2 separate regions of the Homo sapiens genome follow, and region 1 is linked to region 2. Evidence: chromatin contacts called from ENCODE Hi-C or POLR2A ChIA-PET data. All regions are on one chromosome and are shown on one strand. The core of a region is the stretch at or near the end of the contact, and the rest is flanking DNA. Distances in the headings are between cores, read along the strand shown. Region 1 overlaps TBC1D9 (TBC1 domain family member 9). Region 2 overlaps MGARP (mitochondria localized glutamic acid rich protein).

Region 1 (6,451 bases), core at 3,870-6,369, 1.5 Mb after region 2:
AAAATGTGGATTTGCTGAGCATGAGATGAATGCATAATTGACCCCCCCTTTCTTTTCACATGTAAAATGTAGATTCATTGAGGACTAATCAGAGCCTCCTAAGAATGTAACCACTTGCTTCATTGCCTACCTCTCTCTCCCTTTTTACTCCCCTCCTTCTTGCTCTTTCCCCTTTAAATATTGAAATTCCCAAAACCATCTTTGGAAAAAGCACAGGACACAGATCCTACTGTGACTTGTGTTTCCTTTTCCCTGGTACATCCTCAACCTTGGCAAAATAAACCTCTAAATTGAGATCTGTTTTAGACACTTTTTGGCTTACAAAACTTTTTGAGAGTGACCACCCTCACAATAAGCATGAATATTTGTCTTCTTTGTTGAACATTCATACAAACAAGTCTTTCCTTGTCTAGTCTTCCAGTCAAATGTCCAATGCCCTCTTAATTTTATATCTTGGAATGGCTCTATATTGTGGTCCCAAAGACAGCTGGACTTAGAAGCCTTAAAATGGGGAAAGACTGGAAAACTTTTTTGAGAAAATCCACATAGTTTTCACACTTCCCCCTGGCATACAGTTATATAACTATAATCCATGACAAACAATGGCCAATGACATCAAAACATGGGAGAAGGGAGAAGGTACAGCCTCACTCTACTAGCTCCCTCATTTCCACACTCAAGACTAAATTTTGTTTTGTTTTGTTTTGCTTTTTGAGATGGAGTTTCGCTCTTGCTGCCCAGGCTGGAGTGCAATGGCGCAACCTCCACCTTCTGGATTCAAGTGATTCTCGTGCCTCAGCCTCCCAAGTTGCTGGGATTACAGGCGTGTGCCACCATGCCAACTGTGTATTATTAATAGAGACGGAGTATCTCCAAGTTGGTCAGGCTGGTCTCAAACTCCTGACCTCAGGTGATCTGCCCACCTCCCAAAGTGCTGGGATTACAGGCTGAGCCACCGCACCTGGCTCAAAACTGAATTTTTAAGACTGGAACTCACTTTGCCCAAGTTTCCTTTAGCTTTCTAAAGGATGCACTGTAAGATCATCTTCCTCCCTCCTTTTGTAAAAATAATATCCCATTTTAATCCTTTTCTTTTTCTAAACTCAATCAAAAATGAGTACAAATCCAAGCTCTGCCTATGCTACCAGGGTTTCCTCAGGTAAATACTTCTCTGAGAACTCAGTTTCCTCATATATAAAGGGGAATAATATCTAACCTACAAGGTTATTATGACAATCAATTAAAGAATGAAAAAGTTCTCAGCAGGATGCCTGAATCACAGATTTTCGGCAAATTTTAGCTCTTCTGTCTATATATTGTCTATGCTAATTATAAAATGAATTTTTAAAAATTCATTTGTACATATTACCAAAATGTAGAATTTTCCTTATTAAGAGGCATTAAAGCTGGGCACAGCGGTACATGCCTATAGTCCCAGCTACTAGGGAAGCTGAAGTGGGAGGATCGCTTGGGGCCAGGAGTTCAAGACCAGCCTAGGCAATAACAAGACCCTATCATATTGAAAAAAAAAATTTTTTTTAAACAGAAGCATTAAAAGTAATCTAGAAGAAACAGAATTAGATAAACAAGAGTTCCCTTTTGTTTGTTCAGTGTAAACAGAGACCAAATCCTTAATGTTCTGCTTGATCTTCACTCTAGCAAGTATCTGTCCAGCATGCCTTAGAATAATGGAGCTGAAAAGGTAGGAGTGGAGGTACAGTTATGGGTGTGCATTTCTGACATCACCTCATGGAACTTCATCTAGCTTTGTGCTCCTTGCACCCAGATATAAAGTAAAAGAGTTGATTTTAGGCCCCTGATTAATAATCTCTAGACCCCTGAACTTCAGTCCAGAGGCTGAGTCATACAACAGGCCTCTTCCAAATGAATAGCTGTTCCTAACACTATGTATTAGCCAAGTTCCCATGGAAAGGTAAAAGGCCTCAGGCATCTGCTGAAGGACTGCTCTAAAAGATCTTTAATAAGTAAATTCTTTTCTGGATTTCCAAAAACAGGGACAGACAATTTTAACTTGAGGTCAACAATCTAAGTCTAGCTCCTAAAACTAAAGTGTTTTCCACACCAGTAATACCCAATTACAATCTCATCTTCCTGGGTGCAGGAGAAAGACAAGGTTCATTTCCTCCACCTACCCAGAGAGGGTCTACATAATGAACTCCCCCTTTACTCGCTCTTTCTCTTCAAACATTCACCTTATCTTATGTAAAATGCAGGTTCACTAGGCACTAATTAAAGTGTCCCAGGAATGTAACCATTGCCTTACATCATACCTTCCCCTTTTCCCACATGCCTTCCCCTGCTTTAAGGAAATGTAAACATATTAAACCTCTGGAAAACCTCTTTGGAAAAACAGCCACAGATGTGTCTGTGCTAGTGTTTTTCCCAGACATGCCCTAAAGCTGGCTTAATAAATAGAGAGGAGTGAGACTTATACCTCAATCACTCATTTTGGCTGTCAATTTCATCCAAATGAAAGTTCCTAACTTAGATCTCCAGTGGAGAGTTAGAAGGAAAATCTTAATGGATTTCCTGAGTGGATCTCACAACTAGAAAATCTAGCAATCTAATGTTCCCTGAAAGAATATGTAAATAACCTATAAACCAAAAATAAAATTCTAAGCCCTCCAACCAACTGAATGGACCTCTCCTCTCAGCCAAGGGACTTCAAAAGTAAACTGAAAAACTAGTTCAGGCCATGGTAGGAAGAATAGAGCAGGGTGGGGTGGTGAGGGCTGTCAGTCATACCTCATTATAATCTCCTCCCTTTGGAATTCCAGAAAAACTGACCAGTATTAACATTAAAACAGAGATCTGAAGACTTACAAAACAGATTCTTTGTAGGAAGAAGATACCAAACTCCAACGTGACTCTAGTATAGCATTACATGAGAAATAGCAGGCCCTAAAGAAAGAAATTGAAGTATTTTACCCCAAAATATTTCTTTGACATATTTAAAGTGGCCCTGCAAAGCTATCTCTTGTGGGGGAAATCTACATTTTGCAGAGAATCCCTTTCCCTTTCCAAATCTCCTCCAGATCCAGAAGAGATTTAATTAAGAATCTAGCACCTTTTAAGATCTGATCAGAGACATTTATCAGGCCAGGTGTGGTGCCTCACGCCTGTAATCCCAGCAATTTGGGAGGCTGAGACAGGCGGATTGCTTGAGCTCAGGAATTCAAGACCAGACTGGGCAATGTGGTGAAACCCTGTCTGTACAAAAAAATACAAAAATTAGCTAGGTGTAGTGGCATGTGCCTGTAGTCCCAGCTACTTGAGAGGCTGAGGTGGGAGTATGGCTTGAGTCCAGGAGGCAGAGGATGCAGTGAGCAGAGATCATGCCAATGCACTCTAGCCTAGGCGGCAGAGCCAGACCCTGTCCAGATAAAAACAAAAACAAAACAGAGACATTTACCATCTTTCTCGCTAAAGCCTGCTATCTGGAGGCTTCATCTACATAATAAAAATCTTGATCTCCACAACCCCTTATCTTAACCCAGAAACTCCTTTCTATTGATTCCAAGTCTTTAGACAATAACTTAACTCTTCCAATCAATTGCCAATCAGAAAATCTTTGAATCCACATATGACCTGGAAGCCCCCTCCCTTTTGAGTTGTCCTACCTTTCCAGACCAAACCAATGTACACCTTACATGGGTTGGTTCACGTCTGCCTGTAACTTGTGCCCCTAAAATGTACAAAATCAAGCTATAACTCAATGACCCCGGGCACATGTTCTCAGGTCCTCCAGAGGCTGTGTCATGGGTCATGGTCCTTACATTTGGCTCAATAAATCTCCTTAAATATTTTACAGAGTTTGGATTTTTTCATCAACAAAGCTAACAGCAAAACTGTGACATGCCATTTGAAATCAACTAGAAGCCAGTGGCAATTGCAGAACACCTTAAAAAATGACTCGCCGGGCACAGTGGCTCACACCTGTAATCCCAGCACTTTGGGAGGCTGAGGCAGGTGGATTATGAGGTCAGGAGTTTGAGACCAGCCTGGCCAATATGGTGAAACCCCGTCTCTACTAAAAATACAAAAATTAGCTGGGCATGGTGGCGGGCATCTGTAGTCCCAGTTACTCAGGAGGCTGAGGCAGGCTAATTGCTTGAACCTGGGAGGTGGAGGTTGCAGTGAGCCGAGATTGCACCACTGCATTCCAGCCTGGGCAACAGAGTGAGACTCTGTCTCAAAAAAAAAAAAAAAAAAAAAAAAAGACTGACTCATCCACTGGGCTTTTTAGAATGCACATCTGACAAGAAAAGAAAACAAAGAAAAGCAGAAGGTGGGTTATTGACTTCTTCACAGTTCTCTAGTTTCACTAGTAGAGGATGTTTTCAAATTACAAATTTCTAGTAACTATACATACACACACTCCCCACAAACCCCCAAAGAGAAAAGGTGACCCCTCCTCCTGTCTTTCCCACTCCAGTCCTCTCCCTGGTGATTCCAGTTTGCCATTCTCAGAGAGGACTATTTGTGCAAGAAGGAAACAGAAGAGAAAAGAGAGAAGAAAGAAGGTGCAGGGGCAGGGGAGAGAGGAGGAGCAGGAGGAGGAGGAGGAGGAGGAGAAAGAGAAAGAAAGAAACTACCTTTTACTGGTAGAGCTTTCAAAATGTACATACAGTATCAGGAAGGGAGGAAAAGGAAGGGAAGGAAGGAGAGAGAAAGGAAGGGATGGAGGGAGGGAGGAAGGAGGAAAGGAAGGAGGGAAGGACAGATGGAAGGAGTTACGTAGAAACAATTTAAGGTTGCTGATCAAAAATTATCTTCTCCAAAAAGCCTGAGTATTTGACTTAATGTTGTCAAACTGCCTAAATATCAGACAGATATCCATTTGCTTTAACAGCATCCTTCAGAAAATGTAATGTCTCTGTAAACTGCAGAACTCTTCCATTACTCACACATTGCTGTGAATTAGAGCCAGTTGCCTCCTAATACCTACATGAGATCATCACCAAGGGAGGACAATGATGGGACAATCATCTATGAATGGTTCTTTATGTTTCCTGTATTTTACATGACTTATCTCAGATTCTTCATAACGGGTGCTAAAACGTTATTAAGCCACATTTTAAATAAGGGAATTAAGCTCAGAGAGGAAGAGAAACTTTGCAAATCACATGTCCAACAGGTGGAGCTGTGATTTGAATCCAGCTGTCTGCTTACTAAGTGAAGGACTAAAGAGTAGAAGTCAGTGAGGGAGGCAGAGAACACAAAGACGCTGTGCAAAGAGCCACCCTCAGGGCTTTTGTCTGTGGCATTCCCTGCACACTGCTGTGCCATGAAGCAGGCATGGGCTTCCACCTCCAAGACTCAGAACTCAAGGTGGTACCTACCACAGCTGTTGGCATTGTAAGCTGCCTAGGTCCACATAATTACAAATCCTGTTCTGTACATAACTACAAAACAGGCTTTTGTGGTCAGGCCTGGGAACCATATCACAATTCACAATCTGACTCTTCATAAAGTGGGTCCTCTCTGTGCATGAGGAAGGCAAAGCAGAAAGGATATGCAGTGTCCCTAGAGCAGCAGGTCTGCCTCAACCTTTCAAATTCCTCAAATTTCTAGGACGCTTGGAGTAAATTTTTTCTTGCCTAGTTTTTGTGGCCAGTTTACAAACACCCAGAAGTTGTTAAATGTCATGTCAAATCCTGCACAAATTATAAGCATTCATTCCCACGGTTTCTTTGTAGAATAAATCAGTCTCAAGAGAAATTGGTATGGACAATGGAATTCTGTGAACAAAATTATCTTAAAGTTGATAATAATAATGGGATGGAGGTGGGGGGGATTCATGGGACAAGCAAGCAAAATCTGCTTTTGTCTGGTCATGTTTCCTGTCAGCAGCATTTTCCTATTAATAATATGTATTATGAGCCAACTCCACACACAGCTATAGACTACTGCCCACCCCAACACATAGAAGTCACCAATATAAACCAAAAATAAAATTCTGACCCCCCAACTGACTGAATGGACCCTTTCTCTCAGCCAAGGGAACTTCAAAGAAACCAAAAAACTAGTTCAGGCCATGATGGGAAGGTGGGTTTTCAGACATGCTTCATTATACCCTTCTCCCTTTCAAATTCAGGCACAACTGACCAGCATTAACATTAAAACAGAGATCAGGTCACTTTTCTGATCCTAAAGAGATTAGCTAGGTGTCTAGCACCTTTTAAAGGTCTGAGTAGAAAACACTTGCCATCTATTCCCACTAAGGGCATCCACCTGTGAGACCTCATCTACGTAAGAGCCTTGGGGCCCTGGCTGTGGCTCACACCTGTAATCCCAGCAATTTAGGAGACCAAGGTGGGTGGATCACCTGAGGTCAGGAGTTTGAGACCAGCTTGACTAACATAGTGAAACCCCGTCCCTACTAAAAATACAAAATTAGCTGGGTGTGGTGGCACACACCTGTAGTCCC
Region 2 (5,975 bases), core at 2,933-5,432:
CTATATATAACATATATACTATATATGCTATATGGTATATATAAATACATATATCTAGTTTATATTAAAAAATGGAAAGAACGATAAGCCAAAATGATTCTGTATTGGAAAGTGGAAGGAACAGATGGAAAGAATATAGAGAAAGGGTATCACTATTTAACAACTCCTAATAAAATAATGAATCAATGGCTTCTAACATAATGAAGAGAAAAGCACCAAATATTATGCACCTGCTGATGGATGTATGAACATGAACTACAAATAATTCCTGCCAAAGCCAGGCACAGTGGCTCACCCCTGTAATCCCAGCACTTTGAGAGGCTGAGGTGGGAGGATCACTTGAGACCAGGAATTCAAGACCAGCCTGGGCAACATAGAGAGACCTTGTCTCTATAAAAAAATTTTAAAAATTAGCATGTGCTTGTAGTCCCAGCCACTTGGGAGGCTGAGGTTGGAGGATTGCTTGAGCCCAGGAGTTGGAGGCTGCAGCGAGCTATGATAGTGCCACTGCACTCTGGCCTGGGCAACAGAACAAGATCTTGTCCCTAAAATAAATAAATAAATAGGATTTTGATCAAATCTCTAAATCTAAATACCAATTTATAGGCAGTATGGGGGAGAGGAACATGTTAAAAGAAGACAAACACATGTGGTTGCAATAAGCGAAGTCCAGAGTGAAAAATTCTACAGATCAAATTAGTCACTTTATTGAAACCATAAATTGCAAAGAAAAGTAGAAGAGAGATGGAGGAGCAACCTGTAGAAAAAGAGACTTAAAGATGTATTTACCATTTGTGGACTTTTTTTTTTTTTTGAGATGGAGTCTCACTCTGTTGCCCAGGCTGGAGTGCAATGGCGTGATTTCGGCTCACTGCAACTTCCGCCTCCCAGGTTCAAGCAATTCTCCGGCCTCAGCCTCCCAAGTAGCTGGGATTACAGGCACCCGCCATCACGTCTGGCTAATTTTTGTATTTTTGTAGAGATGGGGTTTCTCCATGTTGGCCAGGCTGGTCTTGAACTCCTGACCTCAGGTGATCTGCCTGCCTCGGCTTCCTAAAGTATTGAGATTACAGGCGTGAGCCACAATGCCCGGCCACCTATTTGTGGACTTTAATTGGATTCTGACTTAAGAAACAAACTGAAGGGAGAGGGAAATCCTTTATGAAGCAGTTGAGGAAAATTTGATCATTGACTAGATAATTAACAATAGTAAACAATTATTATTATTTTACAGACATATATCCAGTATCATAGATTTGACTTTATAACCTTACTCACATGTCTCAAATTAGTGTTAGCTGTAGGTGGGCCCTCAGTCGTGGTGGTCAAAGGTAATGGATAGGAATATGAATACAAGATTTGCCACGAGTTGATAATTGGTAAATCTGGGTGTAGTGCACATGAGGATTCATTATACTATTCTCACTACTTGTGTTTGAAATTTTATACAATAAAACATTAGAATAAAAAAGTATGAAGTTTTTTTAAGATGAGGAAACTCTTTTTTTATTTTTTTTTTATTTTTATTTTTTGAGACGGAGTCTCGCTCTGTCGCCAGGCTGGAGTGCAGTGGCACAATCTCGGCTCACTTCAATCTCTGCCTCCTGGGTTCAAGCGATTCCCCTGCCTCAGCCTCCTGGGTAGCTGGGACTACAGGTGCGCACCACCACGCCTGGTTAATTTTTTGTATTTTACTAGAGACGGGGTTTCACCATGTTGGCCAGGATGGTCTCGATCTCCTGATCTTAGGTGATCCGCCCACCTTTGCCTCCCAAAATGCTGGGATTACAGGCGTGAGCCACCTTGCCTGGCCTGTGTTTTTTTTTTTTTTTTTTTGAAACACTCCTAGTAGACTCTGTAAAATACCTAGAATTGTGGCGATTCATCCTATGATTATGAGAAGGATAAAGCCAAAACATTCTATTTTTATTGACACAGGGTCTTGCTCTGTCGCCTAGGCTGGAGTGCAGTGGCATGAACATGACTCACTGCAGCCTCGACTTCCTGGGCTCAAGTGATCCTCCTGCCTCAGCTTCCCATGTAGCTGGGACCACAGGCAGTTGTCACCACACTTGGCTAATTTTTTAATTTTTTTGTAGAGACCAGGCTGCCCAGGCTGGTCTCAAACTCTTGGGTTCAAGTGATCCTCCTGCCTTGGCCTCTCAAAGTGCCGGGAATACAGGTGTGAGCCACTGTGCCTTGCCCAAAACATTCTTGGTAGAGCAGGACAACAGATACAACCAAGGTCTTGATGACTGAGCCACGAAATAAGCCAACCCTGGATATCTAGTTATATAATAACAATCTATCTAGTTATGTAATAATGATCTTTGTCATTTAATCCCTTTTGAGTATGTTTCTGTTATTTTTAGTAGAAAATGGAGGAAAATGCATTTGTATGTGTGGGCAAGGTCTCATTGCCCTCTAGCTGAAGAATGATAACAACTCCAGAATCCTATTCTTAGAGCCTGCTTCGTAGGATCACATGCAGTACCAATGATCTAAAGTGATATTCCTTAGAAACAGGGATTCTTTGGCCAGTCTTTTATGAGAAGAGTATTCCCCGGAGAATGGAGGGAGGAAAGCAGAAAAGGGCAGGGGGAAGAGCTAAGCAGGGAAGTCATCTCGGCTGGAGACCAGCTTCAATCTGCTCCTTGGGGTGGGCTGGAGCATGAACTATTCAATTGTACTGCAGAGTTGGTGCCATCTTTTGTAATACTATGGCAGTCAGTCATTGGTTGTGAACTGCCTATGGTGAGGGTGGGGTGTGGGGTGTAACACTCATAGCAGCTGGGGATAAATGTACCCAGTTAAGGGGTCCAATTAAGGGGATCTAGGCAGAGCATCGGCAGTGTCCACTACAATTTCCCAACTTACTCCATAGCCAAAACCTTACATGACCCTGCATGATCTAGCCCACCCTGCCTACCCACTCCCTTTCTCTCTGAGACCATCTCTGGCTACTCTCCCTCTTTTTCACTCCACTTTAGCCACACTGGCCACCTCGCAATTCCTCAAATTCCCAGCAGGATCCTGTTTTAGATCCTTTGCCCTTTTCTGTTCCCTTACCTGGCTGATTCCCCTAACTCCTACCATTAGATGGTCCCTTATATATCTTTCAGGTTTCTACGCAAAAGACACCTTCCTAGTAAGGCCTCTTTTGGCCATCCTATCTAAAATTACAACTTCCACCTCAGACTAACACTTACAATCCTTTTATTTTCGTTACTTTTATCCTTAGCACTTATCAGTACCTAACACACTATATCATTTTCTCATTTGTCTTCTTACCTGGTTCCACTCTAGAATATAAACCGGGAGCACTTAAAACAATACCTATTATGTTGTAAGTGCTCAGCTAATATTTGTTGAACACGTGAATGAATGAAAGATTCCTGGCACAAAGTGCTAATCTTCAATAAATATTGTTTGAACTGAACTGAAACAGAAAATATCTACATAGTCCCCTGTGTAAGTACTATAGATGGGAGAGGGCATACATATTGTTACATGCAGGGTTCTCCATAGATTATATGCTCTTTCTTCAATAATATTACGAAAGCCTACATTTCTCATGTGATGTTATGTACCTGTATGTTAATATGTATTATTTGTACATGCAAATATTAGTGAAAAAAGTAGAAGCACCAAAGCTTTTCTAATTTTATTTGACTCAAACTATATTTTAGACCTACATATCATACAATAAAGTAAGCTGAAAGCATAGTGAAATTAAAGTAAATACAGGTTGTATGGATAGCTCAATTTCTTTAATATAAAATGTAAATTCAGAGATGACTGGGATAAAAGAAAAGTGTCTAGAAAAAAAAACCAAAGATGAAACTATTTAAGCTCTTTACTGCAATGTCATATTCTGATCTCAGACAGTAGAAGAGTAGTAAGAAATGTACAATCTCAAGTCTCTCAGTCCTAAAATCTATCAGTGGATGCCAAAAATCTTCAAGACCCATTAACGTTTTCTAGAAAATAAGTCTTTTTTTTTTTAAACTAAGTGTACTAAAAACACAAAAGCACTTATCAGACACCCTATGGCATTTGTTGCTGAAATGTCTACCGGCTGGAGATTAGCCTTGAGCCGAAGCAGCCTCAGAGCCAACACTGGCTTCCTCCTGTAAATCATCTCCAGCAGAGGACTCTGACTCAGCTGGAGAATTTTCTTCTTCTAGTTCAGCATATTCATCAGAGGTTTCGTTCTTTGTTGTATCTTTATCATTATCGATGGTGACAGCTTCATCCAGGGCAGCATTTGTAACCTCTGGGGTTGTTTCAGGGTTTACTTCCGTGGTTTCCCTCGCCGCTGCATCTGTGACCTCTGGCCCGGTTTCAGCACTGACTGCTGTGGTCTCCGGAGCAGCCTCCACGTGACCTGGACAGGCAGATGCCTCTTTTATGACCACAACTGTAGCACTGGGACTTTCTTCAGCATCTACCACCTCAGCTTCCACTATAAGTTCTTCTGGGGCTTCTGAACTTGCTTTCTCAGTTTCCGCAACATTCTCCTTTTCACCTTTAAGAATTAGTCATTAAGCAAGGTATTAATTTAAAGATCGTGGGAAGGCAATGAAACACTGCGGTCGTTTAAACACCTAAGACAGAACTACATGCACTGATGTGTAACAGTCTTCAAGGTAGACTCTCAAGTGAAACAGCAAAAAAAGAACAATGTATACAGTCTGCTACTATTGTTAGGGCAAAATGAGGTTGGAGCAGGAGGGGGGTAAGTTGTATGCCTAGATAATTGTATTTGCAAAAACTCTCCAGGAGGATTCCAAGAAACTGGTTCTATTGGTTGCCTCTTGGAGGGAAAATGGGGGATCTGCTTTTCTGTAAACTCTTTGAACTTAAAAAAAAACACACTTGAATATATTACTTAGGCAAATATGAAGAATACAAAAATAAGTAGCTATCCTATTCACCTTTCATATGAGACAGCATGGAAGAGTAGCCAAGTTCCTAGCTGGTGACTCAGAAATCACTAATCCTCTCTCAATCTCATTTTTGTCATCTGTAAAATAGGGTATTGATAATATCTACTGCACAGGGTTATTGTAAAGATTAATTAAAATACTGTATATGAAAAGGGGATTAAAATAAAAAGTTCTATGCAAATGCTTATTAGTATTATAAACAACCGCATGATTATATTCAATAATATGTATTGATGATATTCTGTTTCTTATTATTGTCATGACAGGTTAAAACTGATTCATAAGCCCCTAATATCTCTATCCCTAAATAGTGATCATAGTAATTGATAATAATAGCTTGGAAAAAAGTATGGTTTAAAGCAAGAAGTGGCTAGGCATAGTGGCATATGCCTGTAATCCCAGCACTTTGGGAGGCTGAGGCAGGAGGGATCACATGAGGCCAGGAGATCAAGACCAGCCTGGGCAACATAGTGAGACCCTGTCTCTGCAAAACATAAAAAATAAATTTGCTGGGTGTAGCGGTGCATGCTTGTAGTCCTAGTTGCTTGAGAGGCTGTGATGGGAAGATTGCTGGAGCCCAGGAGTTCAAGGCTGCAGTAGGCTATGATTGCACCACTGCACTCCAGCCTGGTTGACAGAGGGAGAGCCCGTGGAGGGAAGGGGGAAAGGAAGGGGGAAGGAAGGGAGGGTGGGAAAAAGAAGTGTAGGAAGGAAGGAAAGAGTGAAAATATAAAGTTTCTGTTCCCATGGTCACCATTTTATCAACTGAAGGACTCATTATACACAACTGATTCTATTATGTCAAATGTACCTTGTTTGCACAAAGGCACACAGGTGGTCTTAGCCAAAACTGAAAGATAATTTGTTATATTATTATTTTTAGATAATGAGAAAAATGAAAGCTCATGCCTGCATGGGTGGATGCCTGAGCAGGGGAAAATAATATTACCACACAAAGGAGTCAAAAGTCACTGGTCAGCAATATAAATGTAAAACATTCATTTGTCAAATGCATTCATCCAAAAG

What was found. A loop is a pair of places that touch in the nucleus more often than their neighbours do. ChIA-PET counts read pairs that join two places held with the same protein, here RNA polymerase II (POLR2A). Pooled maps may share reads with other maps.
Region 1: a loop to region 2 is called in a map with no recorded cell type, with 9 times the contacts of the local background. The contact joins two enhancer-like sites. A Hi-C loop is called at or near these places in 1 of 37 single-sample maps with no recorded cell type and 1 of 50 pooled maps. POLR2A ChIA-PET finds 5 or more read pairs at or near these places in 1 of 52 experiments (CD8-positive, alpha-beta memory T cell).

Annotation. Positions count from the first base shown.
Region 1 is chr4:140,738,317-140,744,767 of GRCh38, forward strand. The region is part of intron 1 of TBC1D9 (TBC1 domain family member 9); the gene reads right to left. All of the region lies in intron 2 of LOC124900786 (a long non-coding RNA gene), which reads left to right. Among named protein-coding and RNA genes, the nearest start is that of TBC1D9, 15 kb to the right of the region's middle. Within about 2 kb of position 5,120, at least 7 of the 41 ENCODE cell types and tissues checked have a DNase peak (open chromatin) inside an H3K27ac peak, as active enhancers do.
Region 2 is chr4:139,262,514-139,268,488 of GRCh38, forward strand. It overlaps MGARP (mitochondria localized glutamic acid rich protein), which reads right to left. Exons shown (of 4, transcript NM_032623.4): 4 at 3,652-4,528. The coding sequence ends at 4,086. Among named protein-coding and RNA genes, the nearest start is that of MGARP, 15 kb to the right of the region's middle. RefSeq lists enhancers at 3,634-4,833, 4,172-4,501 and a silencer at 4,642-4,741. Within about 2 kb of position 4,183, at least 24 of the 41 ENCODE cell types and tissues checked have a DNase peak (open chromatin) inside an H3K27ac peak, as active enhancers do.